Linked DNA regions of Homo sapiens: region 2 is linked to region 1. Evidence: read pairs that join two places in POLR2A ChIA-PET (ENCODE). Cell type or tissue: MCF 10A. All regions are shown on one strand. Each heading gives the region's core, and the rest is flanking DNA. Links, peaks and the distances in the headings are about the cores only. Region 1 holds the start of FGFBP1 (fibroblast growth factor binding protein 1). Region 2 overlaps CC2D2A (coiled-coil and C2 domain containing 2A).

Region 1 (16,359 bases), core at 3,532-11,531:
CATTGCCCCTGCAGTGATTTCTCTCCTTCTCTTTCATATACTCAACCAATATTTATGGAGGATCCACTGTGTGCTGGGCATGCACTGAGCACCAGGGCTATGATGGTGGACAAGACAGATTTCATTTCTGCTGTTATTACCTACATTGTATTAGTCTGTTCTCTTGCTGCTAATAAAGATATACCTGAGGCTGGGTAATTTATAAAGGAAAGAAATCTAATGGAATCACAGTTCCACATAGCTAGGGAGGGCTCCCAATCATGGCAGAAGGCAAATGAGGAGCAAAGTTATCTCTTATTTGACTGCAGGCAAGAGAGAGCTTGCGGAGGGGAACTACCCTTTATGAAATCATGAGATGTCATCAGACTTACTATCATGAGAACAGCATGGGAAACACCTGCCCCTCATGATTCAATTACCTCCCACTGGGTCCCTCTCATGATGTGTGGGAATTATGGGAGCTACAATTCAAGATAAGATTTGGGTGGGGACACAGCCAAACCATATCACACATTTTCAACTACTTTATGGAAACTCCCCCTGGAGAGCTCACCTCAAGCGCTCCAGGTCCCAAGCCAGCCTTCTTCTAGAATCTTCTCCCCATCCCTCCCATTCTTCAGAGGGAGTCTCAAAAAGATTTTCTTGGATATTGCTGCATGAAATGGTGAGCATTGTACACAGCACATTATGCAAACCAACACATCAGAGGATGGCTGGTGTCATATCTGCTTGAAAGCTTTCAGCCCCAAACACTTTGGCATTCCTGCCATTTCTGCCAAAAACAACTTCGGAGAGAGGCTGGGGAAGGAGGCTAGGTGAGATCTGTTGGATTCCAGAGATTCAAGTCAGCACTGGTGTGACTGTGAGTTACCACACAGAGCTGGGGTGCCCGAAGGAAGAGACCCTCTTTCTGCCGAGATGTGGTTTTATAAGGAAAGAGAGACATTCCCACTTCTGAGTGGCTTTAGGGGGTACAGACATGCCAATCTTCAGCACATCTTACCTACCGAAAAATTTCCATCTTTTGCTGTCAAAACAAGTCATATCTTAAAGACCACACACACAGAGAAAGTTGGCTTCTCTACTTCATATCCAGAAAGTTCTCAGGGAGAAAATATGTAGCACTAAGGTGAATAGAAGTCAATGTAGCCGGGCACGGTGGCTCATGCCTGTAATCCCAGCACTCTGGGAGGCCAATACGGGTGGATCACCTGAGGTCAAGAGTTAAAGACCAGCCTGGCCAACATGTTGAAACCCTGTCTCTACTAAAAATACAAAAATTAGCTGCGCGTGGTGGCAGGTGCCTGTAATCCCAGCTATTCGGGAGGCTGAGAGAGGAGAATCGATTGAACCTGGGAGGCAGAGGTTGCAGTGAGCTGAGATCATGCCACTGCACTCCAGCCTGGGTGACGAGAGCGAAACTCCGTCTCAAAAAAAAAAGAGGAAAAGAAAAAGAAAAAAGGTAAAAAAAGAAAGTCAATGTAAATCTGTGGAGCCTCTATTTACATATTTCTTTTTACTGTGTTCTTAAAACATCCCCTCAGCATATGACTATGATCGGAGGCTGAGTGCAATGGAAGTGTTCACTTCTAGAACTTTCTCTCTGTAAGGACAGGAAGAAGATATATATGTGGAATGGACTGATGGATATTGTTCATTGTCAAGTTTGGCCTACATCCAGAGACCATAAATGTCACTCTTCTATCACTGAGTGAAGAAAATCATGCACTTCAGAGGCAGAAAGGGCTTGGGACCTCCAGGCCAGGGATTCCCATTATAGGCTCTGCCATTTAATAACTTCATAACCCTGGGAAGGTTCCTCGGCTTCTCTCAGCCTCACTTTCCTCATCTAGAAAATGAAGGTGAGACTCCTACCAGATGGAGTTGTGGGGGATTCACGAGACAATGGAGCAAAACCACTGGCACACAGTGGGTGATCCATAATGGTGGCTCCTGGCCACTTGTACTACAGACACAAATAAACAAAACCAAAAACCTTCCACAGTTAGAGAGTTTTCACTGGGAATTTTGACTTCCCTCTACAATTCAGTCTCCTGCTGTGGACTTTAAGTGGTCAGTGGTGTTGAACAACTATTATCTAACTATTGGCATAGTATTAAGAGATTCAGAGATATTGACCAATGTCAGTGTTTCAGGACCCTTAATAATGGGTGGGTTTCATGATTCCATTGTCAAGATGAGCTCATTTCTGCTCAGAAGATTAAATAATTGGCCCTGAGACTGGTTATCTATCAGCAGAAGCAAACTTTGTGCTGAGATCCAGGTCACTCTTCCATGGTAGAGGCAAAACTCCTTCCAGTTCTGCCAGTGACCAGAGGCCAGGAGTGAACTCAAACCAGCAACTGCGGGCCTGGAGGAGTTTAAGGAGGTTTTGGGTCTGTTCTCCAATGTTCTTGCCAACCCATAACAAACCTGATGACTGTTGAGTGACTCCTGGAGGAGATTATTATTCTTTTTCTATCTCAGGGCTATGTTACATATGTGGAGGAGGGGGCCACAGGGCTGAGAACCTGTGTAGACCTTAAGGGAAAATATCCTTTCTTTGCTGTGGCTTGAAGGAGCTTGGGGAGGGTCTGGAATGTTGCTTCAGTGCTCTTGGAGTTGGTGGTAAGGTTCACAGGTCAGGCCCCAGGCCCCATCCTACAATGACCCCACCCTCTTGGACATTTCTCTAACATGCCAAGCATGATCCCTGTCATGGGAATGGAAGTGCCATGAAGACAGGGATTTCTTTTTTCTCTTTCCTTCATTGCTATTTCTCACCTATGGTAGAGTTCCTGGCAAAAAGAAGGGACAAATAGGATTGAATAAATAGATTAACCATGATTTCAGGGCATATGTTCTGACTGGTCCCTCTGTTTGGAACATGCTTACCCAGGAGAGTTCCCTGGCTAAAAAGAGATTCCTCTTTTTAGGTCTAAGCTCAAAAGTAACCACCACAGAGAGGCTTTTCCTCTCCACCCCATCTAAAGCTCATTACCCTCGATCACTTTATCCCCTTCCCTTGCTTTAATAGTCTTCTCTATCGTGTATCATGTATCATGAGCTCATCATCACTTTTCCCACTGTTCCATGAGGGCAGAACACTCGTCTCTTGTACATCCATTGCTGTATCTCTGGCACCTGGAACACAACCTGGAGTGAGTCAGTGCTCTGTAAGTTATGTGTTGAGTGAGTGAGTGAATGAATAAATCCACTATCCATGGGAAAACTTGGAACAGTGCTTGCTCATAGCAGGTAAGAGATAAGTGCTCTTTTTATTGATGATCATGATGACATCCAAATGTCACTCTGAGGCTGTGGCACTGTGGATTGGCCTCTGACGTCCTCAGTGTGCATCCCAGTAGGTTGGTGAATGTAAAAGGCTTTCCTTCCCCCCCACCTGCCATTCCTCCCTGCCACCATCAGACATGCTAAAGAACAGTGCTTTCGTCAGCTTCTGCTCCTCCTTTCCCTGGTTGTGGAATTGTGACAAGGCATTGGAGACAGTTCATCCTCTCTCCCCCACTCTTAAAATACAACTTTCAGATCCTTCATACTAACATATAAATGAATAATGGCAGTCTCATCGCTGCATCCCATCCGATCCCAGACACCTGACCTCTCCCAGAATCTGAAACTTCCCATCTATTCACTTTCATTCATGTTATCAAATGCCTAAAGTGCCTCCACTTTGCCCCATTTTATTCCCACAGATACTCTTTCCAAAATCCAGCTCCACTATTCCCTCCCCTGTTACACTCAAGCCCAGATCTTACAGCAGTTTCTGCCTTCTCTCTCTGGTTTTCCTTGTAGCCCTCTCCCCCTTCCTTTATAGCCCTTATCTTGGGCCACTGTACTTAACTAGGCCTTTCTTCTCCAAGAATGAAGAATGAAGGAATGAAACTCATTTCTTCTCCAGAATTGAGCTTTGCAAGGCCGGGGTCTTTCGGGTGGGGGAGGGAATGGGCAGCTCTGACATGAATCAGTAGCGGAGGTTCCTCAACCCTGTAGACTCAGCTGTCAGAGCTCCTGGGTTCCAATCCTACCGGCCCTCTTACCATCTATGAGTCCCTGACAAATGATTTAATCACATTATATACCAGGTGTCCCACCTGAAAACAGGGATCCTAGTTATTATACTTCAATAAACACCAAACACCACTGACCAATGGATACAATTATAAAGAAGGATTCCAGAAAGAGATAACTTGCGAAGGGTGGGGAACTGGAAGTTCCTGTTTAGATTGTTTTTCCATTGATATATGGGGACTACTTAATGAGTTTATTTGGGACCAGACACAGAGAAAACCAAGCAATGTTTGAATGTATTTCTGAAAAACACCCAGAGTTTTATTACCATTAATTCAGCAGAAAGTTCGTTGCACTGAAATTATCACTCTGGCTCATTCAGCTCAAAGACTCTTCGCTGCTCAAACACATAGCTGTGTGGGCCATGGAAATACATGCTGCAGGAAACAGCCTCTGAACATCGCATCCAAGAAAAATAAGGCAAATTCCAAAACACAAAAGCAAAAAATACAAAACTTGTTTAAATATTTCGTTGCACTCACTAAGCACAAAAGTTCATATTTTGGGGGGACTGTAGAGAGCTTTAAAGTATACAGAGGGACTTACGACATGACATCTCTTAAGGGAACCCGTTCTCTTTTGACCTCATTAGCATGACGTGTCCTGCACTATGCTGAGGAAGAATGTGCAGAGAGAGCTCCAAGTCTCTCCACAGAACTCCAGGGCAGTCTTCCTCTGGTTTGCCATATCTGGGTCCTCCACACACTCGGGAGCTTTGGTGGCCATGGTCTGGGTCACTGCTAGGCTAGAGGGGGTGGTCTCTTTGCCTTTGATGTGCTCCCTGGGGGACATCTCTGTTTTCTCCTTCCTGGGCTTTGTGTTCCCAAATAGAGTGGAGCTGACTAGCTTAAGACTGGATTCTGGAAAATCCTTTCTGCACACTCTGGTTTTCACAGCTGTCTTGGAATATCTACAGATGTCTTTCTGTGAGCGCAGATTCCGGGCAACTTGTTTCCAATAGACTCTCTCATCCTTGAGCTTTAGGCATGAGGTTGGATTGCCAGCAAAGACACAGGAAAATTCATGGTCCAATTGAGTGCACTCAACCTTGAGAGAGATGCCCTCCTCCTGCTCAGTAGCAGCCCATCTGCAGTTGGCTTGGTCTTTGGTGACAAACTTGCCTTTGTTCCCGGGCCTGCTTTTCTGCTTAATCTGGGTGTTGCCCAGAGTGTCCTTTTGTTCTGAGACCACTTTGCTGTGAAGTCCATTCTTCACTTTTTTTTTCCCCTCCACCAGGAGCACCTGAGCAGCCAGTAGGAGGAAGGAGAGCAGGGTGAGGCTACAGATCTTCATGGCTGCAGCTGGGCGTTCACCTGTTTGACAAAAGGCAAGTGAGTCAGTGGCAGGCAGCAGTTCAGCTGTGCAGGACTACACGCTGGCCTCCCCCTACCCTGACAGGTGCCTACATGATTTCAGAGTAGACCAAGAACGCTTCTGGCTCCTGGAGTCACTAGACAAACAGCCTGTCTACTCACATTTCCACTTGACTTGAGTCTTGAGTGTCACAAAAGTACCACTCTTTGGAGCCTCACGAACTCTCATTTATCATTTATTCACTCATTAACTCCTGCATCTGCTCACTCCTCACTCTTTCATTCACTCATTCAACAAGCATTTACTGAGCACCTACTATATGCCCCCCACCAGACTAGGTGTTGAAGAAATCACCATGATTGAGAAAGCCTCAGATTTGAAAGAGCTTAGAGACCACTCTTTGGGAGAATTTAAATAGCATTGATCAGGGAATCTATCCCGTCATCTCTGTTTCTGATATGAAACAAGTTACTGCTCCAAACTTTCAGCTCCAAAGGGCTGGATTTCTATCTCATGACTCCATATGGACACAGATGCCCAAAATGAGAAAAGACATGACAGATGCCCAAAATGAGAAAGGATGTGGTAAGCATCATGAAAGGTGATGTTGACCCAGAGTTGAACATGCCTGGGGTTTGGGTGGGGTGGGTGGGGTTGTGGGGGTGGGGGAGCTTTTTGTGGGGAAGTAAGAGTTTAAGGAAAGGTGTGAGGTGGGGTGGTTGTCTGATTTGCCTGGGCAAAGTGAATCAGGGTGGAGAGAGGTGAATTTCAACCAGATAGTTCACACTACAAGATCGAAGACAAGGATCATGAGAAATCATTGAATCAATAGGATGAACACCAACGTCACACTGAACTGCATGAATCTGATCATGTGTACAATAAAAACCCATGCTTAACAGAAGAAGAGAAGTCAGTTTCTATATGACACCTCCTGTGTGCTAAGTACTGGTCTAGGGTTTGATTCCCACCTTGTGAAATCCACACAAGAGCTCTTCCAGGTAGCTATTAATATGTCATCCCAGGTGACAGCTCTGACTCTTAAGGCTCAGACAGGTAAGTAAATTGCTCAGGATCTCATAGTGGGCAAGTTCAAAGCTGGTATGGGTAGCCAGATCAATCTCCTTATTCCTTTCTGTCACCCCTGGTTGATCACTTTTTGCTTTTCACATTTACTCTGCCCTTTAAAAACATTGCCAAAGAATAAGAAAAACAACTATGAACAATGACAATTTAGTTTCATATAACACATAATGATAAGATGATTTGTATTATTTGTGCTCCATTTAAAACAAAACACAGAATTTTTTATAAAAAGAGGCAGACCCAGGAAATGGTCCTGATCTGATTTCTACCCTAGAAGTTGGCCATCTTCTAGGGTTAAGAAGGAGAAAGACAATCACAAAAGGGCAGAGAACAGCAATAAATGGTGAAGAGGAGACTGGATATGCCAGAAAAACACCCAGTCATTTCTCACGGCCCTGGGGCTCAGCCCCCACCTGCCCATGATGGAATGCAGGCCCAAGGAACTCCAGGCCCTTGGTGGAGTGAGAAGTGGCAGCAGGTAATAAAGCTGTTAAAGGAGCGAGGCTCTTACCTTGTTCTGAGCACACGGATCCAGTGCAATCCCAGGCAGTGCGAGTGAATTGCAGGCTGCAGCTGTGTCAGGTAGAGTGCAAGGGGGGTAGACTATTCAACAGGAGCCAGGCTGACTGGGTTTTTATAACACTCACTGGGTTTTTACAACACTGTGGCACGTTACTCACAGCTCCTCCCAGCCACGCCCCTCCGAGGGAGCCGGTTCCTGCAGGGAAAGTGCTGGATGTAATCCAGTGAAAAGGGGGGTTACCTGCATGCCATCAAACGCTTCCTCTAGGCCCTTCCCTGTCCACCCTGTGGCCAGGATAGGAGGACAACTCAGCCTCACAGTGACCCTCCTTGATGGGGAGAGGACCCCAGCAGTGATGTCTATGGAGGAGTAAAATAACTATAATGACATGATCCGAGCTGCCAAACTACTGAGCCCATTTTACCTGAGTTCTCCTTTTCCCTCATCACATCCGCTCTAGTAGGGAGTGCAATGATTCCTCCCCTTTTACAAAAGCAGGAATTGGTTCTGGAGATATGTAAGAGCTTGTCCAAGTTCACAGAGGCAGGAAAAGGAACATCTCAAAATTAAAAGTGAGATTCTCTACATCCATGGTCTGATCTCTTCCTGCCTGCCACTCTCAATAAATCTTTGTTGAATGGGTGACTGAAGTTGCCGAAGTTTTCGTAGTGTCTGAGTTCCTTTTTCCATCTGAAGTTACTACATAAGCAGAGGATACCCTAATTCTAGAGGCAGGGAAATTTACATTAAAAATTCCCTCTTTTTTATCAGGGAATTCTACCAGGCTCTGAGAGGCTGGTAAAGAGGGAATTTTTAATATAAGATTACTGTTGTAAATACTTACCTTCAGGTCTCATTCAGAGAGCTCAGGCTGCCCTGCCTGCTACAGGCACAGTCCCACACCAGAATGACCCAGGTGGAATCCTGGCCACAGCATGTGTTTAGCTGAGTGCTATGCCCAAACCACTTAGCCTCTCCCATCATCCATTTGCAGTGTGCTGACAATAACAACGTCTCCTTTATAGCTGCATACTAAATTTTTACTGGGCTAAGCTGTTAACATAAAGTGGAGCAGAATCGTTTTGCCTCATGACAGGGTCTTAAGTTGTATACTTTGAAAACAGACATTTGTTATTTACATATGCAGCATTTAAAAAGAAACTCACTTCTACAGGGAAGATGTGGCCCTCATTATATATTATCACCTCACCTTTCATAGATTTTCAGAAGAAGAAATTGTTCACTTTTCCTTAATTCAGCCATAAGAAAACTATTGTTTAGTGTGATATTAAATGGCAACTGACTTTTGGGTTTGAGATAAGGCAATAGGGAGTGATGGGGACTGTGGCAAACTAGAGAGTCTCTGCCTCCATAGAGGTCAACACTCATCTCCAATTGACTGAGAAAATGCAGGGATTAGGCTCAGTATTGTCACACTGTCTGATTTTTAAAATGACATCCCCAAATCCAGATGTGTTTATATGAAATTGGTTGGCAGCTAATTAAAATTTTCTAAAAATAAAGCTGTAGCTCAACACTATGCAGGCCAAAACTTGTAACTGTGTTTGGATTTTATGAACGATCCACCTGTTTGAGAATTCCGTGGTCATAGCTATAGATGTTGACCAATTTACTCAGAGGCTCAGTCTCTGCATGAATCTGTTGGAAGAAGCCATTTCTGAAGCTGTGTGCCTCTCTCCTAAAATTGCCTCACCCAGGGGTCCGTCCTCACTATCCTCACAAACACCCCGCTGAGGCCCTGACCTCCACGAACAGGCTCTCTCATGCGGTATTTTGGAGGATTATTTGGACATAGGCAAGGCAAAGCTGCTTTGCTCAACAAGGGGAGTCTCCTACAAAATGGAAAATTCTACTTGATCCTTGGGAGGCAGGCAGATTCTTTCTGGAGGCAGATTGCAGTTGGAACACAAAACATATTTACAAGGAAACATGTGGACTCCGGGGTCTTTCTGGGAAGTGCTTCTCTGAGCTTTGCCAGGTAACACTGCACATTCCCCACTGGCTCCTTGTGGCCCTTCCCCTTCCTGTGACTCCCATCCCAGCGTCTGCTTTGCTCTTTCCCTTCTAGACTCAGCAGCACAGCATCAGAGCAGGCTGTGGGGCAGTCACCTCCTTGGCTCATCCTGCCCTTCCAACCTCATTTCCAGGTACTCACACGCAGACACATAAATACACATACACACTGACACACATACAAAGACACACACAAACACACACTGACACACTCAAACACACACAAACACACTCAAAGACACCACACTCATAGACACACAGAGACACACACATACTGACACCTAGACACATTCACACACATACTCATAGGCACACACACACAGAATCACACACAGTGACACTGACACACACACAGAGACAGACACACACACACATGCACACACACACTGCAATCTGGCCACACTGAAACCCTGTCCCACCATTTGCAGATACTCCATGCATGCGCCCACTTCCTGCCTTTGCCTCTGCTGTTCCCTGCACTTGGGATCCCCTTCCCTTCCTTCTCTGCCTGGCACACACCGCCTCATCCTTCAAGGCCAGGCTCCAATGCGAGCCCCTCTCTGTTGGTGTCATTGGCTCCTGACGCCCTGCATGCCACCCACATCTTTAAGAATGTCCACGGGGAGAAATGGCACACTTCCTCCAATGAGCTTACAGCGTGCCAGGCACTGTGCTAAGGCTGTTTCCCAAGCTTTCTTCGTATCTCCATGAACTAAGGAAACGATGTCCTTTTCCAGTGGCTCTGGGGAGACTGCAGAGGACATGGAGCCCCAGCCACGCAGTGCATAGCAGGTTCCAGTAACTTCAGGCCCCTCCACCTCCCCATGCTCCCAGCACTGAGGGGCTCTGTAATTCTTGGGGATGAGTACATAAAGGCCCATTGCACAAGAACCCCAGGAGGAAAGTCGGCCCAGGTCCTCATGGGACAGATGTGGAGGCAAGGCTTAGGGGGACTAAGCACAGTGTCTGACACACAATTAGAGAAGAATTATCTGGAGGCCGCTGCTATCATTCTAAACACAAATGAGGCAGTGTACGCATACACTGATAAATTGTGGAATTCTCCTCTCTTTGCCCCTTCATACCTTCCCTTTAAATTTTTTTTTAAAGTTTTAGAATAATTTTAGGTTTACAGAGAATTGCAAAGATAGTTATCATTCCAATTCTCACCTGGGTTCCCTATTTACCTGTTACATTACTATGGTACGTTTGTCACAACTGACAAACATTGATACATTATTGTCAATTGAAGTCCATACTTTATTCAGACTTGCTTAGGATTTACCTGTTGTTCTAGTTTTTATTATTATTATTATTATTATTGACAGACTTTATTTTTTAGAGTAGTTTTATGCTCATAGCACAATTGAGTGGAAAGTATCAAAAGTCCCATATACCCCTCCCCACACGCAGGCACAGTCTCCCCTACCTTCAACATCATGAACCAGGGTAGTACATTTGCTGTAAGTAATAAACCTACATTAACATGTCATTATCACCCAATGTCCATCATTTCCATTAGGTTCACTCTAAGTGCTGTACATTCTTTGGGTTTTGAGAAATGTATAATGACATGCATAATATCAATTAACTAAGAAAGGTATAATGACGGTACCCACCACTATGGTATCATACAGAATAGTTTAGCTGCCCTAAAAATTCTCTGTGTTCTGCCTACTTACCACTCCATCCCCTACAACCCCAGGCAATGCTCATCCTTTTGCTGTCTCCTCAGTTTTATCTTTTTAAGAATTTCAAATAGTTGGAATCACACAATATGTAACCTTTTATATTGACTTTTTTACCTAGTAATATGCACTTAAGGTTTCTCTATGTTTTTCATAACTTGATAGCACATTTCTCTTAAGTGCTGATAAAATTCCAAAGATTGGATATATCCAAGTCCCTTTATTCATTCACCTACTACTAAAATTCCATTGATTGGATGTACCCGAGTTCATTTGTTCATTCATCTAGGACATTTTGGATGCCTCTAAATTTTGACAGTGATGAATAGAGCTGCTATAAACATGCATGTGCAGGTTTGGTGTAGAATTAAATTTTCAGCTCCTAATGTTCTTTTTCTGTCCAGGATCCCAACATGACACCAGGTTGCATTTAGTGATCGTGACTTTTTGGGTTCTTCTTGGCTATGGCTGTTTCTCAGATGTTGCTTGTTTTTGATGACTATGGCAGTTTGCAGAAGAATTGGTTAGGTGTTTTGAGAATGTCCTTAATTTGGAAATTGTCTGGCATGTTCTGGTTAGATTGGGATCATGTTATTCTTCTCATGATCACACAAAACTTAAATGATGAATACTTTCTTTGGGATTGTGAAAGGAAGTCTGAACACAATTGGTAAAAACACACTGGCTAAGGCTGGTAATTGAATGCATGTCTGGTCACCAGCTGGGGATTTGAAGTTCAAAAGCTGATTTTACTCTCATGCCTGTTACTACCACATAGCTTCTTGACCTAGAGGCCTGGCCCTACTTATGCAGTCACCAGAGATTATTCATATAATGGGTGCAATTTGGTTCTGAGGTAAGTCTTAACTGTGCCAAACTTATTGCCAGGCCAAAGTTGTCAAAAATCAACCCTTCCTTCAAACGTTACTTTACAAACAGACATTGCAAATGCTGAGCTGCTGCACTAAAGCAATATTAATTTGTTGGGCAAATAATGTGCATTAAAATACATTTATTATCAGAAAATAAGGAAATTGGGCTAAGCAAACATCAGTAAAATCTAATTCATCTGGCAAAAAGCATTAATCTTAGACCTACTCAAGAATATTTGCATTCTGGGAGGCCAGGGCAGGCGGATCATGAGGTCAGGAGATCGAGACCATCCTGGCTAACATGGTGAAACCCTGTCTCTACTAAAAACACACACACACACACAAAAATTAGCTAGGCATGGTGGCGGGTGCCTGTAGTCCCAGCTGCTCAGGAGGCCGAGGCAGGAGAATGGCGTGAACCCAGGAGGCGGAGCTTGCAGTGAGCCGAGATGTGCCACTGCACTCCAGCCTGGGCGACAAAGTGAGACAAAAAAAAAAAGAATATTTGCATTCCAAATTTAAAGTGCTCATTCATCATGAGATTTCAGGATTCCTGTTCAGGACAATGAAAGTTTTATTTCTTTAGAAAATGAAGAGATAGCAGAGTGTGGATTCTATAGTATTGGGTATGATTGCAAGGTGAAAACCTATTAAGTTTATTTACTTTAGAAAGAATGTTGTTATTAACCACATAATATTAACACATTTCTTAACTTTTATTTTAGGTTCAGAGGGTACATGTGTAGATTTGTTACATGGGTAAATTGCATGTCGCTGAGGTTTGCTGTACAAATGATCTTATCACTCAGGTAGTGAGCATAGTACCCAGTAGGTAGTTTTTCTAACCTTGCCCCCCTCCATTTCTCCCCACTCTAGTAGTCTCCAGCCCTATTTTTGCCATCTTTATGTCCATGCTTACCTAATATTTAGCTCCTTCTCTTTTTTTTTTCTTTCCGAGACAAAGTCTTGCTCTGTCACCCAGGCTAGAGTGCAGTGGCACGATCTTGGCTCACTGCAACCTCCACCTTCTGGCTTCAAGCAGTTCTCCTGCCTCAGCCTTCCGAGCAGCTGGGATTACAGGCACCTGCCACCATGCCTGGCTAATTTTTTTATTTTTAGTAGACACGGGGTTTCACCATGGTGGCCAGGCTGCTCTCGAACTCCGGACCTCATGATCCGCCTGCCTCGGCCTCCCAAAGTGTTGGGATTATAGTCGTGAGCCACTGTGCTCGGTCTAGCTCCTTCTCTTATAAGTGAGAACATGCAGTATTTGGTTTTCTATTCCTGTATTAATTTGTTTAGGATAATAGCCTCCAGCTGCATCCATGTTACTGCAAAGGACACAATTCATTATTTTTCGTGGCTGCATAGATAGTATCCCATAATGTATATGTACCACATTTTCTTTTGTCAATTCACCTTTGATGGGCATCCAGGTTGATTCCATGTTTTTGCTGTTGTGAATATTACCACAATGAACATATGAGTGCATATTGTTTTTTTAAATTTTTATTTATTTACTTTTTTGTAGAATGATTTTCATTTGGGTATATACCCAGCAGTGGAATCATATCAACATGTTTTTAGAAACAATGTTTAATGGTTGGTTCTGATTCTCAACACATTTGAAACCTAACTCCAATTTTTGTGTTAGGTTAAATCATACGAAACTACTATTTGTAGTATGTCAAAAATGCTAGAATATCAGCCATTTGAATGAAACCACTTAATAATAATAGGTATTTTTTCTCAAGTAATAGGGCTATTTCAAAGCCTTTTACAGTGTTTTCTTTTTGTAAAAGTTTTTTTTTTTTAGCTCTTCTATAATCAATTGCCCCTACAAATCAAGTTTTTTGATCACTTCTTTGCTTTTTGGATCTTTGTTTTTAAGTAAATCATTCTTAAACAGTCAAACACCCTTTAAAGAGGTCTGTGTCTTTTGGACAACATTTTTCAAGGTACCCCCACATACATGCACTTAAGAAAGCACTCACATATACACACCCATTCCCACACACATGCTCACACATCACAAAACCCCACACAAGTACACATTTCTGTATGCCACCTCTACCTCCCTTCCTATCTTGGAGAAAAAGAAGGACCTAGAGAGTCTCCCTTTTGGATTTTCAGCCTCTAGCCCATGTGTGCTACAAAGAGCAACAGTTGCTCCCTTTGAAAGCTGAAAAAGGGAGAAGGTAAGCTGCCCTTTCTTGGTGTTAAGGCTGAGAGTCACGAGGCACATTGGCTTATGACCACATCCCTTTCTTCACATGAAGAGATGACAATATTTAGAAAAATCAAACCAGAAAAGCACCTCTGAAAAGACCTGTAAGGGCATTCAGCGCTGAAGGATACCAAATTTGATTCCAAATTTGGAATCAAATGGGTGAGTATCTTCAGAGGGTCCTAATGCTCAGGGGCCCAACAGTGAATGTCAACCCGTGATGGAGTGTTCAAGGAGGACCTCACCTCACAGAAAGATACCCTTCTGTGCTGAATGCCCTTACACAAAGAGCAAAAGGACTCACACATGTGGCATGCTGCTTAGGAGAAGACAAGAATGAGCAGGGGAATGAGACTCTGCAAGGCTGGACCCTAATGCGACCTCATTTCTACTACCACTCAGTCATTTTTTCATTCATCCTAAAAGCACGCATGAAGCACCTACTATGTCCAGGCCCTCAGTGTTAATGATTGCCTGGAAGTGCAGTCAAGAAAAATGGTCCTTACCCTTGAGGAGTTAGCAGACAATAGGGGAAACGTCAAGGATATCAGTCATGACCACACAGAGGTTAATGACTATGTTGGAGGGAAAGCTGTGGTGCTTTGAGTTGGGACATCTAGCCTACCAGAGGCAGACAAGAATTTCTCAAGAGCCTGCAATTATGCAAACACAGCTCAACAGTGGGGGAAAGGGGATGTTATCTCTTCAGTCATTATTCAGTAACCACTCTCAGCAAGGTGAAGTATCAGGCACTCAAGGGAAGATAAGATGAACATGGTTTGGCTCTTTTTCCTAGACCTGACCAGGTGAGTCTATGGCTCACACTTTGATGATTGCTGTAGTGGTGATACCTCATCACTCCGACATTTTGACATCAAATTAAGAGGTGATGTTGTCTGGGGTGGTGTTATTTTTGTGATAAACTTCTGAGTAAGGGCCATGTCCATTTGGAAGGCCATATCTTTCCCAACTAAGTACCCAGTGGAGTTGATGTGAGTCTTACCATTGGCCATGTTTGGTTAAAGCAATGGCTTATTAGGAGGGTGTGAGCCATTGGATCATAAATTAATGAAAGAACCCAGACTGACTTCTTAGTACATTTTCTGTTGCTATAACTGAATACTTGAGACCAAGTAATTATAAAGAAAAGGAGTTTATTCGACTCACTGTTCTGGATGGTGGGAAGTTTAAGATTGGGCAGCTGCATCTGGGAAGGGCTTCATGCTGCAACATAGCATGGTGGATAGCATCAAGTGGTGAGAATGCCTGTGAGAGCAGTGAACAGGCATGTGCAAAGGAAACCAAACACAAATGGGACCTAGCCTTATAACAACCCACTCTTGTGTTAACTAATCTACTCTCATGAGAGTGAGAAGTCATTCCCACAAGACAACATTAATCTTTTAATGAAGACAGATCCCTCCTGACCCAAATGCCTGTAATGCCTCTCAACATCATTACATTGGGGACCATGCCTCTATATGAGCTTTGTTGGGAAGGCACAGACCAAGAGTAATAAAATCAAAAGTCAACAGAATGGTGTGCAGGATGACACCAGGTAGCTTCAATTATGATAGAAGAAATCAGTCTCATATCTGCCTAGCCCTTGGGACAATTTATGGTAATTGATCCCTGTAGAGTTTGGGCCCTACATTTGGCCTCCTCCCCTTACGTGATGGAGGCAAGATGGAATTTTTATAAAGACACCTTAAGTCCTGGGCAAAAAAGAAACTCATTTAGGTGTTTATCTGATGGCCTGAAATTTTAAAAGAAGTTGTTTGAGGAGGCCATTTTGTATCTCAACAACACCAGTTTTCTGAGACCTATAATCTCCTGTAGCACAATGACATCTACCAGGTGACTGAGAATGAACAAAGCTACAACCCTATAGAGATAGAATATGCCCAAGGACCCAGTATTGGCTCCATCCTGTCTAAGATGCCCTCAGTAGCTGTGTGAAGCTTGTGGGTACTGTACCTATGACCCAAAACATAATGAGTATAGAGGGTCATGGGCTCAGGTCACAATAGCAGCAAGGCCAGTAACAACAAAGAGATTTGCCCATATAGCAATATTTAAGGTTTCTAGGAGTCACAGTTTTCCATGGGGAGACACCCTACACCTCGCCGCCAACCATTAGAGATGGGCCTGTCTAAATTTGGAATCAAATGGGTGAGTATCTTCATAGAGTCCCAATGCTCAGGGGCCCAACAGTCAATGTCAACCTGTGATGGACTGTTCAAGGAGGACCTCACTTGTCCAGGACTTTGTCCACCAGAGTAAGAGAAGATTTGTTACAAGAAGGGAGTTGTGCCTGGGCCTGAATGCCCAGCTCCTGAATTCTCTATGGTGAGCCCTGTCTACGGTCTTGGCAGGCAGGTCATCAGTCTCGGTGCCCTCAAAGCACCCTAGGGGCAGCCACTCCCTGCTCCTCCTCTCTCCAGAAAGCGTTTACTGTACTAATTACCCAAATTGCCTGCTTAACCTCACATCTGCCTGGTCACTTGGTCCAGTAAGGTGTGC
Region 2 (16,359 bases), core at 7,303-15,302, 420 kb before region 1:
GTTACTCAAGAGTCAAGTTCCATGATTCTGCACGAAAAATCAAGCCTAAACCCCAGGTGAGAAATCTTGTTTTTTAAAATCATTTGTTTGTTTGTGTTTTTTACAAATATCCAATGACACATGACTACAGGCCGGGTGTGGTGGCTCACGCCTGCAATCCCAGCGCTTTGGGAGGCCAAGACAGGCAGATATATTGAGCACAGGAGTTCAAGACCAGCCTGGACAACATGGCGAAACCCCATCTCTACAAAAAATACAAAAATTAGCCAGACATGGTGGCACACACCTGTGGTCCAAGCTACCTGGGAGGCTGAGATGGGAGGATCACTTGAGCCCATGAGGTCGAAGCTGCAGTGAGCCATGATTGTGCCACTGCATTCCAGCCTGGGTGACAGAGTGAGACCTCATCTCTTAATTAAAAATAAATAAATGACTACATATATAACCTGACTCCTGTTGCCATGCAGTTTGCAAGAAAAAAGTATGAGAAGTGATTCCAACTTTCATACTAACTGGAGAGATCAGAATATTGCCTGACTTGAGGATGAGGGAGTGCATGGAAAGACAGGAAATGTTGGTGATAAGACAGTTTGTTCAGCTCTGAAGTTGCCCCGGCTTTCATTATAGGAAAAAAGGAGAGTACTAACTCCAAAAGAGAAACAACAAAAAAAGGTCATTTGTTTAAAAATTCTATATTTCTCATAATACAACAAAACTATCTCAGCATTGGCCAATAAAACAATAAATCCACTGTTTGTCATTTTAATAATCTTATCTAAAGTGTTTACTGCTATAAATATGTATTTACTTGTTGGAATGTAAATAATTGCTGGGGTTTTTTAAAGTCACTAATTAGAGTTACTATTAAAGGAGGCCTCCAACTGCCTGTGGCAGATATTAAAGTTTATTACCAGTAGTCTCACACCTTTAACTAAGACAATATGCTTCGGAGGCCTGGAATATGCCTGATCTCATTAGCATTAAGCCAGCTGTCAGTTAATTGTGCAGAGCGCATTACAGCTTATAAATGGGAAATTGCGATTGCTCCTTGCTTTTCGTTAGGTTCCACCTGGCTTCCCTTCTGCAGAAGAGGCCTATAACTTCTTTACTTTCAACTTTGATCCCGAACCAGAAGGATCAGAGGAAAAACCAAAAGCAAGACATAGAGCGGGAACTAATCAAGAGGAGGAGGAAGGGGAAGAAGAAGAACCACCTGCACAAGGAGGAGGAAAGGAAATGGTATTTAATATCAGGATGGTAATGAGGTGTGGGTGGAGGGCTAGGAGGAAAAAGCTGATGTCCCTGCAAGAAAGAAAGTGGCTGAGGAGAAACCTGCCACCACCAGGAGAATGACACTCCACGTCTGAGTTGAAATCCCAAGTACTGAATTCACATGGCTCCCTGTAGCTCTGGGTTAGACCCTACAATGTGGTAGGAAGAACCTTGATTAAACCTGTTTATTTTTCTTTTGTGGAAAAAAGAATTAAATAATGTGGCTTGAGGGTTTTTCTTGCTAGACTCCACGTAATGATTAGTATTTATTCCATGTGCAAAATATGTTCCTCTGCAAGGCAAATGAAATCTTGGTCTCTCTCTTACCACAACCTTACAAAGTAAGCAGCATTTTGTGCCCAAACACCACACCCAGGCTACAACTCAAATTCTGCAACTGTGGGTGGTATGTGTGAGATAAAAGGAGAATAAGCCATTTAAAAATGGGCAAAGGTATTGAATAGACATTTCTTCAAAGAAGACATACAAATAGACAATAAGCCCATAAAAAGATTCTTAACACCAATCATCATAAGGGAAATGCAAATCAAACCCACAATGAGATACCCCTGCACATCCATTAGAATGGCGCTTATCAAAAAATAAGTGTTATAGAGGATATGGAGAAATTGGACTTTGGTGCGTTGCTTGTAGCCATGTAAAACAGTGCAGCTGCTGTGAAAAACAGTATGGTGGTCCTTCAAAAGTTAACCACAGATTTACAATATGATCCAGCAATTCAATTCCACTCTGTGTATATATCCAAAAACACTGAAGACAAGAATTTGAACATATACTTGTGCACCGATGTTCATAGCAGCATTATTCACAAAAGCCAAAAGGTAGAAGCAACCCAAGTGTTCATCGGAAGATAAATGGATAAACATAAATATACAATGGAATATTATACAACCGCAGAAAGCATGGAAATTCTGACACATGCCACAACATAGATATACCTTGAAGACATTACACTAAGAAAAATAAGCCAGTCACAAAAGAATAAATATTGTGTGATTTCACTTATATGAGCTACATTGTATCATCAAAATCATAGAGACAGAAAGTAGAATGGTGGTTGTCAGAGGTTAGAGGAAGGAGGGAATGTTTAATGGGTATAGAATTTCAGTCTGGGAAGATGGATGGATGGTGGTAAGGGTAGAATCACAATATGAATTTACTTAATGCCACTGAACTGTTCACCTAAAAATGGTTAAAATGGGCCGGGTGCGGTGGCCTGTAATCCCAGCTTTGGGAGGCCGAGGAGGGCGGATCACCTAAGGTCAGGAGTTCACGACCAGGCTTGGCCAACGTGGTGAAACCCTGTCTCTACTAAAATTACAAAAATTAGCTGGGTGTGGTGGCAGGCACCTGTAATCCAGCTACTCAGGAGGCTGAGGCAGGAGTATTACTTGAACACGAGAGGCAGACGTTGCAGTGAGCCGAGATTGCGCTATTGCACTCCAGCCTAGATGACAAAGCAAGACTCTGTCTCAAAAAAAAAAAAAAGGTTAAAATGGTGGACTTCATGTTATATATATTTTACCACATTAAAAATAAGGAAAACACACTAGGATATTCTAGTATTCACATAATTGGCATACTTCTGTGCTTCACTTACAATCTCCTCCCTTGAAAAATGCCTCCCGGAAATGTACTTTTTTTACCTAGATCTACAGAAGCTTGGGAATATTTTAGCTTATTCTATAACAATCATTCTACAAATCAGCATTCAGGCCATTCAACATTGCTTGAGTGTCCTCCTGACATGACAGCTAACTTCCCAAAAGCAAGTGATCTAGGGGAGAACCCAAAAAAGAAGCCACAGTTCCTTTTATGACCTAGTCTCAGGAGCCACATACTGTCACTTCTGCCATATTCTACTCAGGAGAAGCAAGTCACGAGACGTAGTGCACTCTCAAATGGAGGAGAATTGGGCTTCACCTGTTGAAGATAGAAGTCTCCAATTGCGAATATCTTCTGAAATTATGGCACTTTCCTCCAAAGGCCACTTCTCCCTTCCTTTTGCCTATTCACTGCCCCAGAAGCTCTGTTCCTAAAACTGCTCTTTTAAATCACACACATTTGGAAGCCCTTCCCTATAGTCCATGCTCTGCTCTGCCCAGACACTTTTAAAGTATTTTCGTCTTCAAGGTTCATTTAGCCTTTTTGAACAAAGTTTTAGATCCTCTGTAGCCCCTTTCGCTAGCTCCCCTTTTCTGTCTTCTCTGCAGTTTTTCTCTGGGTGATTTTGCTCACCACGAAGCAGAGGTGGGGCAGGAGAAGGAAGATTACACACTGCCATCTGGTGATCTTTCTCTTTTCACTTGTTTGATGTTTTGGCATTCTCTGTCTTCAAGTTAAGTTAAAAGCATGGTTTCTACATAGATTCCCTTTTTCCTTCTTATTCTTTTGTGTACTTGGGGAGGAAATCTTAAGAGGCAGGTAGCTAGACTGCCATCATTGTCTTTAGCTACCTGAAAGTCTCCACAGGATTTTAAAAGATGTTGCTCATAAATGGACACCAGGTTTAAATTTTTAAAAGAAGGAGAAGGAGAAAGAAAAAGAAGAGGAAGGAAGAGAAGACGTTTAGAAAATATCCAAACAAAATCAATATATGTCAGCTAACATTTGTGATTATAGCCTCTTTGCTTTGAATTTTTAAGTGTATCATTTAATTTTATCCCCACAAAGTGCTTAGAGGTAAACTCCATTACTATAACTATCTTATAAGTGAGGAAACTGAGGATCAGAAGGTTAAATAAGCTGTTTCAAGTTCCTCAGGCAGTATATGGTGAAGCTGGGATTTAAACCCAGGCAGTCTGAACAGGGTGTGTGGACTGTGCACCTATACACTTGGTGCCTTTTCCCTTGGTTTAGTGCCAGGTGGAAGGTTAAACTGCTACATAAATTATGAGCCCAATTCTTTACATAAATGGCAAGAAGCAAGCAGTCTCATAGGAGGCCAGATTTGTTGGGATTTTGATTGTTTTGCTTACCACTTCTCTTCTGAAACAGCCATCTCTGATTTTGACATCTTCCAGGTGTGCAGAATACTGCAAAACAATTTTTTTAAAAACCCACTTGTTAAATATGAAAGGTTATATAGTTCTATGCTTTCACTTTTTTAAAAAAAGGAAAAGATAAAGTTGTAGGAAATGTTAAGTTTCATGAGTTTGGTATTGTGAATTATTTTTCTAACTAAGAATCTTAGCATGATTTTTTCTTGTTACTTTTTAACATTATGCAGGATGAGGAAGAACTGCTTAATGGTGATGATGCCGAGGACTTCCTATTGGGCTTAGATCACGTGGCTGACGATTTTGTAGCAGTCAGACCTGCAGATTATGAAAGCATCCATGATCGGCTGCAGATGGAAAGAGAAATGCTCTTCATACCCAGTAGGCAGACAGGTACTTGCTCTTTTTATTTTCTTGTTCAGCTTAGACATCGTCACTTACCTTGTCATGAAATATGGCTAGTGTATAAGGATGCCTCATCTCCAGAACTGATTCCAGTTTCTAATCTAACAATCAAGAAATATCTTCAAACAAACAAAAAAAACACAACATGGAAAAATATCCATTCAACAAACACTTATTGATAGACTAATGGAAGATATACCAGAGTACTGTGGGAACCCTTTATCAAATCAGTGATCCATTACAGGGGCTTAGAGTTTATGAGAACAGCCTTTCTTTCTTCTTAAGTTTATCCCCAACCTTCCCTAAGTCACCATCTCCTGTGTATTTTCTTACTACTCTATGGCGTGATCTTGTAGAGACCTTTGCTTCCTGTTGCTGCCTATCACTCCCACTATGATTCAAGCTCCAAGGCAGCAGGGGCCTGGCCTGGATTCCCAGAGTCTCATCTGTGCCTGGCACAAGGAGGCTCTCAGTAAAGATGTGTTCTAGGAATGAATAAAGCCGTGAATGAATAAATGAGGTAATGATCACGTTCAATCAAATAAACTTGTTCATTTACAAAGCACGTCCTCATACTTTACCTCATTTAATTCTCCCAGAAGCCCAGTTAAGTAGATTAGTATCTCTTTTGTACAGGAGGAGAGAGTTCAAAGAAGTGCCTGGCCCTAATTCACCCAGCTGAAGAGTAATAGAACTAAAACTTGTCTCTCATCCTATGATTTGAATACTACCTTCTTCTCAGTATGCCACACTGATGAGTTACATATTAAATTTTTAGGCGTTTTCTTTAAATACCTGATTCTACAACATACTGCTACAAGTGAGCACATTCATCTTTTCCTTGGTTCTGCTTTTAAAAATTAATTTGGAAAATTTGCATTTTCTAAGAACATAAATGAAATCTCTGGTGATTAATTCACCAAACTGCAGTTTGAGATATTTAGATTGGCCCTAATGTTTATTTTATTTATTTATAAACGATCTAGTCCCTACATATAAAAAGCTTCCTGAGAATGTACAGCCCAGGTTCCTGGAAGATGAAGGCCTTTACACCGGGGTAAGACCAGAGGTGGCACGCACCAATCAGAACATCATGGAGAACAGATTGCTGATGCAGGACCCCGTAAGTGTGCACCCTCTGCTCTCAGGTGTAGCCTGGGCACACTAGACATAGCTTTTATTTTCCTAACAGGGCAGTCATTGCATCCACTGTACTCATTTCCTCTTGAGGTTATCCACAGAAAGTGGTTCATTTTTTTTTTTTTAACTTTCTCTCTCAGTACATTTATTGATCCTCAAATAACATAACTTCTCAACTGCTCAAAACCCATCTTTGCTAGCTAGATCTGGGCTTTTCCTGCTAAACCAGATCCTGGCAACATTTTCCTACTTGACAGAATTTTTAAATTATCCATAGGTAGAATAGTTTCACTTTTGAGTTTTTATTCTGTGTTTTTTTTTCTTAAATGTTTAATTAATAGAAGATAAATTTTTCTTAAGCACTCATTTAAGCTCTTTAAAATACTTTTTAGGAAGCCAGGGTGTATATTTTAAATCAATTGTGAGAAGTGTTAGTGAAGACTTGATTTCTAATGGAAACAGAACTTTTACAGTTCTGTTGGGGGAGGAAGTACATGAAATATATATGTTGACACAGAATTTTCAAGAAATGTTGTTTGTGTTGTGAACCATTTTCTGTTCGATTAGAAGAAAATGTTGCCATTCCCTCTGCTTCATCTACAGGAAAGAAGATGGTTTGGAGATGACGGCAGGATCCTAGCTCTGCCAAACCCCATCAAGCCATTTCCTTCAAGGCCGCCAGTACTAACACAGGAGCAGAGCATTAAGGCAGAGCTTGAAACACTGTATAAAAAGGTAGACACTCCCCTCTCTCCACTTTTATTAAATGAAATTGAAAGTGCTTTGCTTTCTGAATAGCTTGGGGTGCTATATTTATAACATTCTACTTTAATTTTTTAAATAATTCACTATCTTACACATAAAGAACAAACATCAGGCATATTATGTAAGAGTAAGTCTAATTATACTCAATGCATCCCTTCTTTTTTTTTTTTTTTTTTTTTTTGAGACGGAGTCTCGCTGTCGCCCAGGTTGGAGTGCAGTGGCGCGATCTCGGCTCACTGCAGGCTCCGCCTCCCGGGTTCACGCCATTCTCCTGCCTCAGCCTTTTGAGTAGCTGGGACTACAGGTGCCCGCCACCTCGCCCGGCTAATTTTTTGTATTTTTAGTAGAGATGGGGTTTCACCGTGTTAGCCAGGATGGTCTCGATCTCCTGACCTCGTGATCCGCCCACCTCAGCCTCCCAAAGTGCTGGGATTACAGGTGTGAGCCACCGCGCCCAGCCCAATGCATCCCTTCTTAAACAAGGAGTGAGTTTCCTAGCTAGGAATGACTGAGTCTGCATCTTTTTTTACACATCCAGGTTAGCTACACTTATTTTTCTTCTTTTGCCCTCTCTTTTCTCTTGTTATCTCACATTTGCTGCAGGACCACTTCCCATTTGTTGTCTCTTTATTATATAACCGGAGAGTTTCTATCCTTGCAAATCCTTTATATTGTATTTTCCTAAGTCTGGTAACAAGCTGCCTAATTCCAGCCCTTGCTCTACCATTCACTGGGTGAACTTGGCCATTAGTCTCTCATGCCTCAATGTCTTCATCTGTAAGGCAGGCACGATAGCAGTGTCTGCCTCCCAGGCTTGCTGTGTAAATTGAATGAGGTAATCCACATAAGTGTCTAAAACAGACCTAGTAACTGCTGGCTATCATTACAGTTCCCTGCCCTCATATTTAATTGCATTGCTCTTGCTTTCCTGGGTGTATTAATCTGTTATCACGCTGCTGATAAAGGCATACCCAAGACTGGGCAATTTACAAAAAAAAGAGGTTTAATGGACTTACAGTTCTACATGGCTGGGAAGACCTCACAATCATGGCAAAAGGCAAGGAGGAGCAAGTCACGTCTTACATGGATGGCAGCAGGCAAAAAGAGAGCTTGTGCAGGGAAACTCCCGTTTATAAAACCATCAGATCTTGTGAAACTCATTCACTATCATGAGAACAGTGCAGGAAAGACCCACCCCCATAATTCAATCACCTCCCACCCGGTTCCTCCCATGAAACCTGGGAATTGTGGGAGTTACAATTCAAGATGAGATTTGGGTAGGAACACAGCCAAACCATATCATTTCACCCCTGGCCCCTCCCAAATCTGTCCTCACATTTCAAAACCAATCATTGCCTTCCCAACAACTCCCCCAAAGTTTTAACTCATTTCAGCATCAACTCAAAAGTCCATAGTCTAACATCCCATCTGAGACAAAGCAAGTCCCTTCTGCCTATGAGTCTGTAAAATCAAAAGCAAGTTAGTTACTTCCTAGATACAATGGAGGTATAGGTATTGGGTAAACATGTCTCGCATTCCGGTCATGCTGATGCAAGAGTTAGGTTCCCATGGTCTTGGGCAGCTTCGCCTCTGTGGCTTTGCAGGGTACAGCCTCCCTCCTGGCTGCTTTCATGAGCTGGTGTTGAGTGTCTGCAGCTTTTCCAGGTACACAGTGCAAGCTGTCAGTGGATCTACTATTCTGGGGTCTGGAGGACAGTGGCCCTCTTCTTATAGCTCCACTAGGCAGTGCCCCAGTAGGAACTCAGTGTGGGAGCTCCAACCGCACATTTCCCTTCTGCACTGCCCTAGCAGAGGTTCTCCATGAGAGCCCTCCCCCTGCAGCAAACTTCTGCCTGGGCATCCAGACATTTCCATACATCTAGGCAGAGGTTCTCAAACCTCAGTTCTTGACTTCTGTGTACTCTCAGGCTCAACACCATGTGGAAGCTGCCAGGACTTGGGCTTGCACCCTCTAAAGCCATGGCCCGAGTTGTACCTTGGCTTCTTTTAGTCATGGCTGGAGTAGCTGGGACACAGGGCATCAAGTCCCTAGACTGCACACAGCATGGGGACCCTAGGCCTGGCCTAAGAAAACATTTTTTTCCTCCTAGGCCTTCAGGCCTGTGATGGGAGGGGATGCTTTGAAGACCTCTGACATGCCCTGGAGACATTTTCCCCATTGTCTTGGTGATAAACATTCGGCTCCATGTTACTTATGCAAATTTCTACAGCCGGTTTGAATTTCTCCTCAGAAAATGGGATTTTCTTTTCTATTACATTGTAAGGCTGCAAATCTTCCAAACTTTTATACTCCCCTTATAAAACTGAATGCCTTTAACAGCACCCAAGTCACCTCTTGAATGCTTTGCTGCTTAGAAATTTCTTCTGCCAGATACCCTAAATCATCTCTCTCTCAAGTTCAAAGTTCCACAAATCTCTAGGGCAGAGGCAAAATGACACCAGTCTCTTTGCTAAAATATAACAAGTCACATTTGCTCCAGTTCCCAACAAGTTCCTCATCTCCATCTGAGACCACCTCAGCCTGGATTTCATTGTCCATATTATTATCAGCATTTTGGTCAAAGCCATTCAACAAGTCTCTAGGGAGTTCCAAACTTTCCCACATTTTCCTGTCTTCTTCTGAGCCCTCCAAACTGTTCCAGCCTCTGCCTGTTACCAGTTCCAAAGTTGCTTCCACATTTTTGGGTATCTTTTCAGTAGTACTGCACTTCTGGTACCAATTTATTGTATTAGTCCATTTTCATGCTGCTGATAAAGACATACCCAAGCCTGGGCAATTTACAAAAGAAAGAGGTTTAATGGACTTACAGTTCCACATGGCTGGGGAGGCCTCACAATCATGGTGGAAGACAAGGAGGAGCAAGTCACATCTAACATGGATGGCAGCAGGCAAAAAGAGAGCTTGTGCAGGGAAACTCCCATTTTTAAAACAATCAGATCTCATAAAATTCATTCACCATCATAAGAACGGCGCAGGAAAGACCCACCCCCATAATTCAATCACCTCCCACCCAGTTCCTCTCATGACATGAGGGAATTGTGGGAGTTACAATTCAAGATGAGTTTTGGGTGGGGACACAGCCAAACCATATCACTGGGACTGCCTCCTTCAGAAACCTGTGTAATTTTAAATTTGTAACATTCAGCACTGATCACATGAAACAGAATGGGGTGGGTATAACAATCATCATTTTTGTCTATAAAGAGGAATGATGAATAGAGAAAACACAGGCCCAGGCGGATTCTGAGTACAGTCCTGCTGTCCTACTAACTAATTAGCTTGCAACTTTGGGCAAGTTCCTTTACCTCTCTGGATATTTTTCCTTAATTGAAAAATAGGAATAATAATCATTTTCTCTTCCTCATAGGGTCATGATGAGTACTGAGGTGATATATGAGTATGACCTTTTTAAAAATTATAAATTTCTATAAAATATTATTACTGACAAGTATCAGTGGATGGCTACTTTGTACAGAAATGTGATCCTGGAGGCAGATTTACAAAACAAGGGTAAAGATAAGTTCCAGCCCATGAGGAATTTATCGTCTATTTGGTTATATGACAAAAATACATAATACAATTAGTGATCAAAACAATATCAACTTATGCATTTATTGAATAATCCATCAATCTGTATCATCATCCATCCATCCATTCCATTAAACACAGATATGATGAACACTGAATTGTGGGTTAAAGTTAGAAAACAGAAGAGTAATTAATATGGAGGGTAGGGCATGAGGGAGCCAATGGATCTCATCTGTCTCCTTTTGAAATTCTAAACTAATTTAGAAATACACTGGAATCAGAAAGGGATCCAGATATCCCTTGCACTAAGGGTAAAACCAGACGGCAGAATGCCACTTGAACCCAAGACCAGATGGTTTCCTATTCCATTTCTCACGAATTAGGTTCCCCATCTAGACATAAGCTAAGCGGCTCTGGTGTATTTACCAGGTGGAATGCCAAGCAGACCATGCAGGCCAGTGAACAACCTCTCCTTGGAGACAGCTAAGACAGGACAGCTAGGGGCCACTGCTTAGCTTTGCAGGTAACCTGGACTAAGGAACTTGGGCTCCAGCTGACTCTCCAGTCAGACATGTCCTTCCTTCTCTCTTGGGAAGCAGCCAGTAGGACTGGAAGGGTGGGTAGAGAAGGACAGATGGTTTCCTTTCAATACTTTTGAGAAGCAAAATCTTCCTATCATACAAGCAGAAATAGGAAAGTCAAGAAAGAAGAGTTCTACTGACAGGGGCTTGTCATAAAGCATCACAGAGCAAAGGAAGTTAGAGAAGGAAGAAGTCCAAAGGGGCTGACATCTTCCAAGGGCATTTATTGGAGGGCTATGTTTTGAACACAACAAAACATGAAGAATGTCTTAGACTGCACAAGAAAGAAGCAAAGGGGATTAAGTTAAATGGAGGAGATATTATATCTATCTGTTATTCCATAACAGGTCACCTACTAAGTTTATTGTTGAATTGTATACCTCAGTCTTTTTTAAAAATGTAATTATTGTAACCTTCCAATTATTCAAAACACAGTGCTTTTCTTTCACAATTAACATTTTTATCATTGTATTTATTTACTTTAACCTTTTCCTTCATTTATTCAGTCTGTCTCTTGCCAAAAATAGCTTTTCCATTATTCCATGAAATAGGCTTGCCTTTAAGAAAAAAAAAATTAAATGCCTACAGCCTCTATTTTCAGTCTTACTTCCAAACAGACTTTCCACCTAGGAGTTTCTGGCATGATGCAAGAGCAAGGCAATAGGTCGGCAGGCGAAGATTGTTTTGCTCATGTACTGTTAATCCATTTTCTTTCTCCTCTCTGGCTATGCTGAAAGTGACTTAGGGACCAGAACTGGATTACAGTCTTCTACTTAGCAGTGTGCCTGGCACATAGAAATACCTCAATAAAAGCGCAAATTGAATGTCATTAAAATGACTTTGCTGCGTGTATTAAAAGAAATTCCTTCTTTTCTATGCCTATCTCTGACTCAGCTGTCTATCCTGCAAAATACTAGCTTTCCTTAGGTTCTGGTTTAGTCCTGGCATCCACATAATGGAAAACCAAGTCAGAGTGCCAAATCAAAAGTTGGCAATTACAGCTAGGAGCAGGGGCTCACACCTGTAATCCCAAAGCTTTGTGAGGCTAATGTGGGAGGTTTGCTTGAGGCCATGAATTTGAGAACAGCCTGGACAACATAGTGAGACCCCCCTACCTCTACAAAAAATAAAAAGGTAACCAGACATGGTGGCACATGCCTGTGGTCCCAGCTACTCAGGAGGCTGAAGCAGGAGGATCACTTGAGCCCAGGAGCTCAAGGTTGTAGTGAGCTATTATCACACCACTGCACGCCAGCTTGGTTGACAGAGCGAGACCTTGTCTCTAAAAAATACATGCATACATGCATACATACATACATACAAGGAAAAATGTTAAGAAAACAAAAGTTGGCATTTCCTTGGGCCCTTAACAGAGCCTTGATGAATTTATGCCTCAGAGCGCTTGGATCTGATGCTAACTTCACCCGGCAGGATCGACCAACACTGATCACCCGTTTGAGTCAAGCCCAGTTGTTCTTTGGTTAGAAATACTATGCTATTGACTCAAATGATGGATCATGCGCCCTCCTATTAGAGAATTTAAGAGTTTTATTTAGAAGGGAGTTGGTATTCAGCCCTGCCTTTTTGAATGTTTTTTTTTTTTAATTACAGAGGGGGAAAAGGGTAGTTTTTAAAAGTGAAATATTCTGTTCCTAATATTGTCTCAATATTAGGATGTTCTTAAATTGAGATGAGACAATTAAAGACAGAAAAATGCAAAAAGGAATTAGCTGTCATGCAAAGAAAAACTGTTAAACTTCCAATAAGAAAGAATACAATTTAATACATCTTAAGAAGTAATTAGTGCAAAAGTAAAAAATTAAAATGCTAGATAGGACATTGCAGGTAAAACATAAACAATATAAAATGCAGTTTGCCTAATCATGATAGCAAAGTAGGGTTAAAGTTGTTGAAAAGCAGGCCCGGCGCAGTGGCTCACACCTATAATCCCAGCACTTTGGGAGGCCGAGGTGGGCAGATCACCTGAGATCAGGAGTTCAAGACCAGCCTGGCCAACATGGTGAAACCCGTCTCTACTAAAAATACAAAAATTAGGTGGGGGTGGTGAGTGGGTGTAATCTCAGCTACTCAGGAGCCTGAGGCAGGAGATTGCTTGAACCTAGGAGGCGAAGGTTGCAGTGAGCAGAGAACATGCCATTGCACTCTAACCTGGGTGACAAGAGCAAAACTCCATCTCAAAAAAAAAAAAAAAGTTGTTGAAAAGCAGTACAAACATCCCTCTTCCTTCTCTCTCTTTCCTTTGTCCTTCCTTCCTTCCTTCCTTCCTTTTTTATTACTTCCATCCTTAACTAAAAAATACTTAACTAAAAGTCTACTATATTCTTAGCTGTGCTAAATTCTGGGAATACAGAGGGAGCAATCTTAGCTTGGCCATAGAGAGACTTTGTGCCTTGGCTGGAAAGACAGAAATGGAAGCAGGTGTTAAAGGCCCTGCAATGTGCAGGAGCCTCCCTTTTTCAGAACTGCATACCCACTGGAGGACTGTGTCATGATTCCAAGCTCCCGCAGAGGTACCACTAGATAAAACTGTCACTTTCCCATCATTGTTCTCACCAGTTTTTCACCAAAGCATTGTTAATCTGCTGCGTTCTAAGCACTTCACTACACAAGACTCTCTTGGTTGCATATGACAGAAACCCATCACAAACTAGCTTAAGCAAAGAGGGAACTTAGTGGCTCAAAAAACTGGAAAGGATCTGGGAATAAATCATAAAATGAAGGAGAACCTTTAGGAAACAAGGTCTCAGGGGCTAGGACCAGGGATTTGATGCCGGCAGGCCTCTCTTCCACCCCTCTTTTCTCTGATTCTTCTTGAATACTGGTGGGCCTCATTCTCTGCAATTGCAGGCATGACAGAATTCTCTACACATAAGGGGATGTGTCCTTTGATAGCCTAAGCTTAACAACTCCAGAAGGAAAGAATCATATTTTTCCCCACAGTTCACATTATCAATACCAAAAAATAAACTCTAGTCAGTGGCAAGTGGATCATTATCCACTAACCTCATGTCCAGAAAACATGGCATGTTTCCAGAAGACGGGAAAGGAGAAATCTTCCCAGGGAAGACCAGAATAATAATTCTAGAATCTACTGCAGGCTCTGAGGTGGACCCAGACTTTGTTGCTATTATTTTTTCAGGGCAAATGTAGAAACTTGTATTTTAAACTTACCAATGATTATTAATTTTCTGTACATTTTTGTTTGTTTGTTTTGAGACACAGCCTCGCTCTGTTGCCCAGGCTGGAGTGCAGTGGTGTAATCTCGGCTCACTGCAACCTCCGCCTCCTGGGTTCAAGCAATTCTCTGCCTCAACCTCCCGAGTAGCTGGGATTATAGGCACCCGCCACCAAACCCGGCTAACTTTTGTATTTTTAGTAGAGACGGGATTTCACCATCTTGGCCAGGCTGGTCTTGAATTCCTGACCTCGTGATCCACCCGCCTTGGCCTCCCAAAGGGCTGGGATTACAGGCATGAGCCACTGCACTCGGCCTTCTGTAAAATTTTTAATTTTTTTTTTTTTTTTTTTTTGAGATGGAGTCTCACTCTGCTGCCCAGGCTGGAGTGCAGTAGCGCAATCTTGGCTCACTGCAAGCTCCGCCTCCCGGGTTCACGCCATTCTCCTGCCTCAGCCTCCCAAGTAGCTGGGACTACAGGTGCCCGCCACCACGCTCGGCTAATTTTTTTGTATTTTCAGTAGAGACGGGGTTTCACCGTGTTAGCCAGGATGGTCTCGATCTCCTGACCTCGTGATCTGCCCGCCTTGGCCTCCCAAAGTGCTGGGATTACAGGCGTGAGCCACCGCACCCGGCTTTAATTTTTTTTTCTCCTTTGGTATGCATCTCTGCACATGGTGAGAACATCAATAGATAATCCATATTCATCACCTCTTAGCATTTCAGTTTTCAGTTGAAGACTAAAAAATCAAATCAATTTTAAAGTTAAAATATACTCTAAATATTATCCCTCCTTGGGAGTAATTGTTGCTATTGTGTTTATGATAGTCATCAATAAATAAGAAAGGAAAACAGACGCAACAAAAAGAAAGACAAGGAACTAGGTGTCTTTCTCCCTAATAGGAAGAGAGTTGAGGTCTTTTGATCCAGTTAGCCCAATGACTACTAAGTGTCCTGAAACACTTTTACACTTGCTTGAGCTGAGTCTAAGGCAGAGACCACTAGCAGGTTTTGGAACTTAGGCTAATGCAGATTTGTGGAAGGAGATGCAAAGTACAGGTGACCTAAGTTGCATTACAAGTAAATAGAACCACTCTACCCACGTTATTTACTCATACCAAGAAGCGTACAAGATGGAACCTGAGAGCCACACCCTGAGTGATCTCATAACTCTGGAACCCCATAGGTAAGAGGCAAGGCAAAGCAAGAATGAGCAGCTGCAAAGCAATTAGAGAGGAATTTTCCATTATGTCTGTGGTTTGAAGTCTAGTTGTACATGTATTTGTGAGGTGGAAATTTTTAATTAATCCAGGTAATCTGGGTTATAAAACACAGAGTGGTCACATGGAGATTAAAAACTAATAATACTAATGCAGTTTATAATTGAATACTTATACCTGAATGAAAGAGAAAAAAAAAATGGCCCTCCATTGTTGCAGTCTGAAGTGTAGGGATATTAATGACCAGATCTGATCTCTGAAAGGCCACCCAGGGCTTTCATAAGATACAAAAGACCAGTGGAAGCTGATCCATGTCCCAGTGGTTTTTCCTTCTATAAATCCAAGTGAAGATTCTTGGAAGAAATTGTTGTTACTGTGTTCATAATAGTTCTCGATATATAAGAAAGGGAACAGATACAACAAAGAGAAAAGGAACTAGAGGTCTTTCTCTCTAATAGTATGGGAGTTGTGGTCTTTTGGGCAGTCTAGCCCAGTGGCTGCAAGGAGTCCTGGAAGCTTTTTATACTTGGTTGGGCTAAGCAAAAAGCAGAGACCACCAGCAATTATTGGAATGTGGGGTAATGCAGATTTGGGAAATACAGCATATTCCAGAAAGTACTGCAATATAGTCAATTCATCCTGATTTGAGCCTAAAATATTTGTAAGCACATTCCAGTTTTCAAGGGCATTTTTAAAATAAAACAATCTGTTCAAAACTTATAATCATAGGACTCTAATGCTGGAATCCCCTCTTCTGGGCTGGGCTTCCTACCTCCCTCTGCACATCCCAGACTTCATGCTTTTAGATCCTAGGGCTGTCTTCCCTTCTAAATTGATTGCTGCTTGAAGACAGGCTGTATCACACTGTAGACATCCATTAATCTTTGTTGAGTAAATGAGATGATGCGTGTGAAATGCCTGATATGATACCTAGTGATCTACGAAATGCTAATTTAATCTTTTTCCTTAGCCTCCTATTTCTACACATGAAAAATTAGAGGCCCAGAGATGTATAGTGACTTGCCCAAGGTCTCAGAGCAAGTTCAAGGTAGAGCCAGGCCTAGAATCCAAGTCTCCTAGCCCAGATCTAGCATGTTTACATAACACCATGCAAAAGAATTAAATGAAGAGTTTGCTGAACATGTTACCCATAATTTAGGGAGAATAAAAGCTTCTTTTCTGATTAGAATTTTTACACTTTTCCTTTAAG

The links. Peaks named below come from ENCODE experiments on the same cell type or tissue, not always from the same donor. Only the 100,000 strongest peaks of a DNase experiment are listed, where the experiment ranks them.
Region 2: POLR2A ChIA-PET joins it to region 1 with 7 read pairs; 2 of 35 experiments call an interaction of 5 or more read pairs at or near these places.

Annotation. Positions count from the first base shown.
Region 1 is chr4:15,931,248-15,947,606 of GRCh38, forward strand. FGFBP1 (fibroblast growth factor binding protein 1) reads right to left here and starts at 7,493. Exons shown (of 3, transcript NM_005130.5): 1 at 7,440-7,493; 2 at 7,004-7,224; 3 at 4,330-5,405. The coding sequence starts at 5,385. The coding sequence ends at 4,681. In MCF 10A, for the core only: no CTCF peak of the experiment used is centred there; DNase peaks (open chromatin) are centred at 5,464 and 7,174.
Region 2 is chr4:15,510,185-15,526,543 of GRCh38, forward strand. CC2D2A (coiled-coil and C2 domain containing 2A) reads left to right here. Exons shown (of 37, transcript NM_001378615.1): 7 at 1-56; 8 at 1,063-1,239; 9 at 4,523-4,685; 10 at 5,684-5,820; 11 at 6,441-6,572. LOC124900672 (a long non-coding RNA gene) reads right to left here and starts at 4,523. Exons shown (of 2, transcript XR_007058062.1): 1 at 4,272-4,523. In MCF 10A, for the core only: no CTCF peak of the experiment used is centred there; no DNase peak of the experiment used is centred there.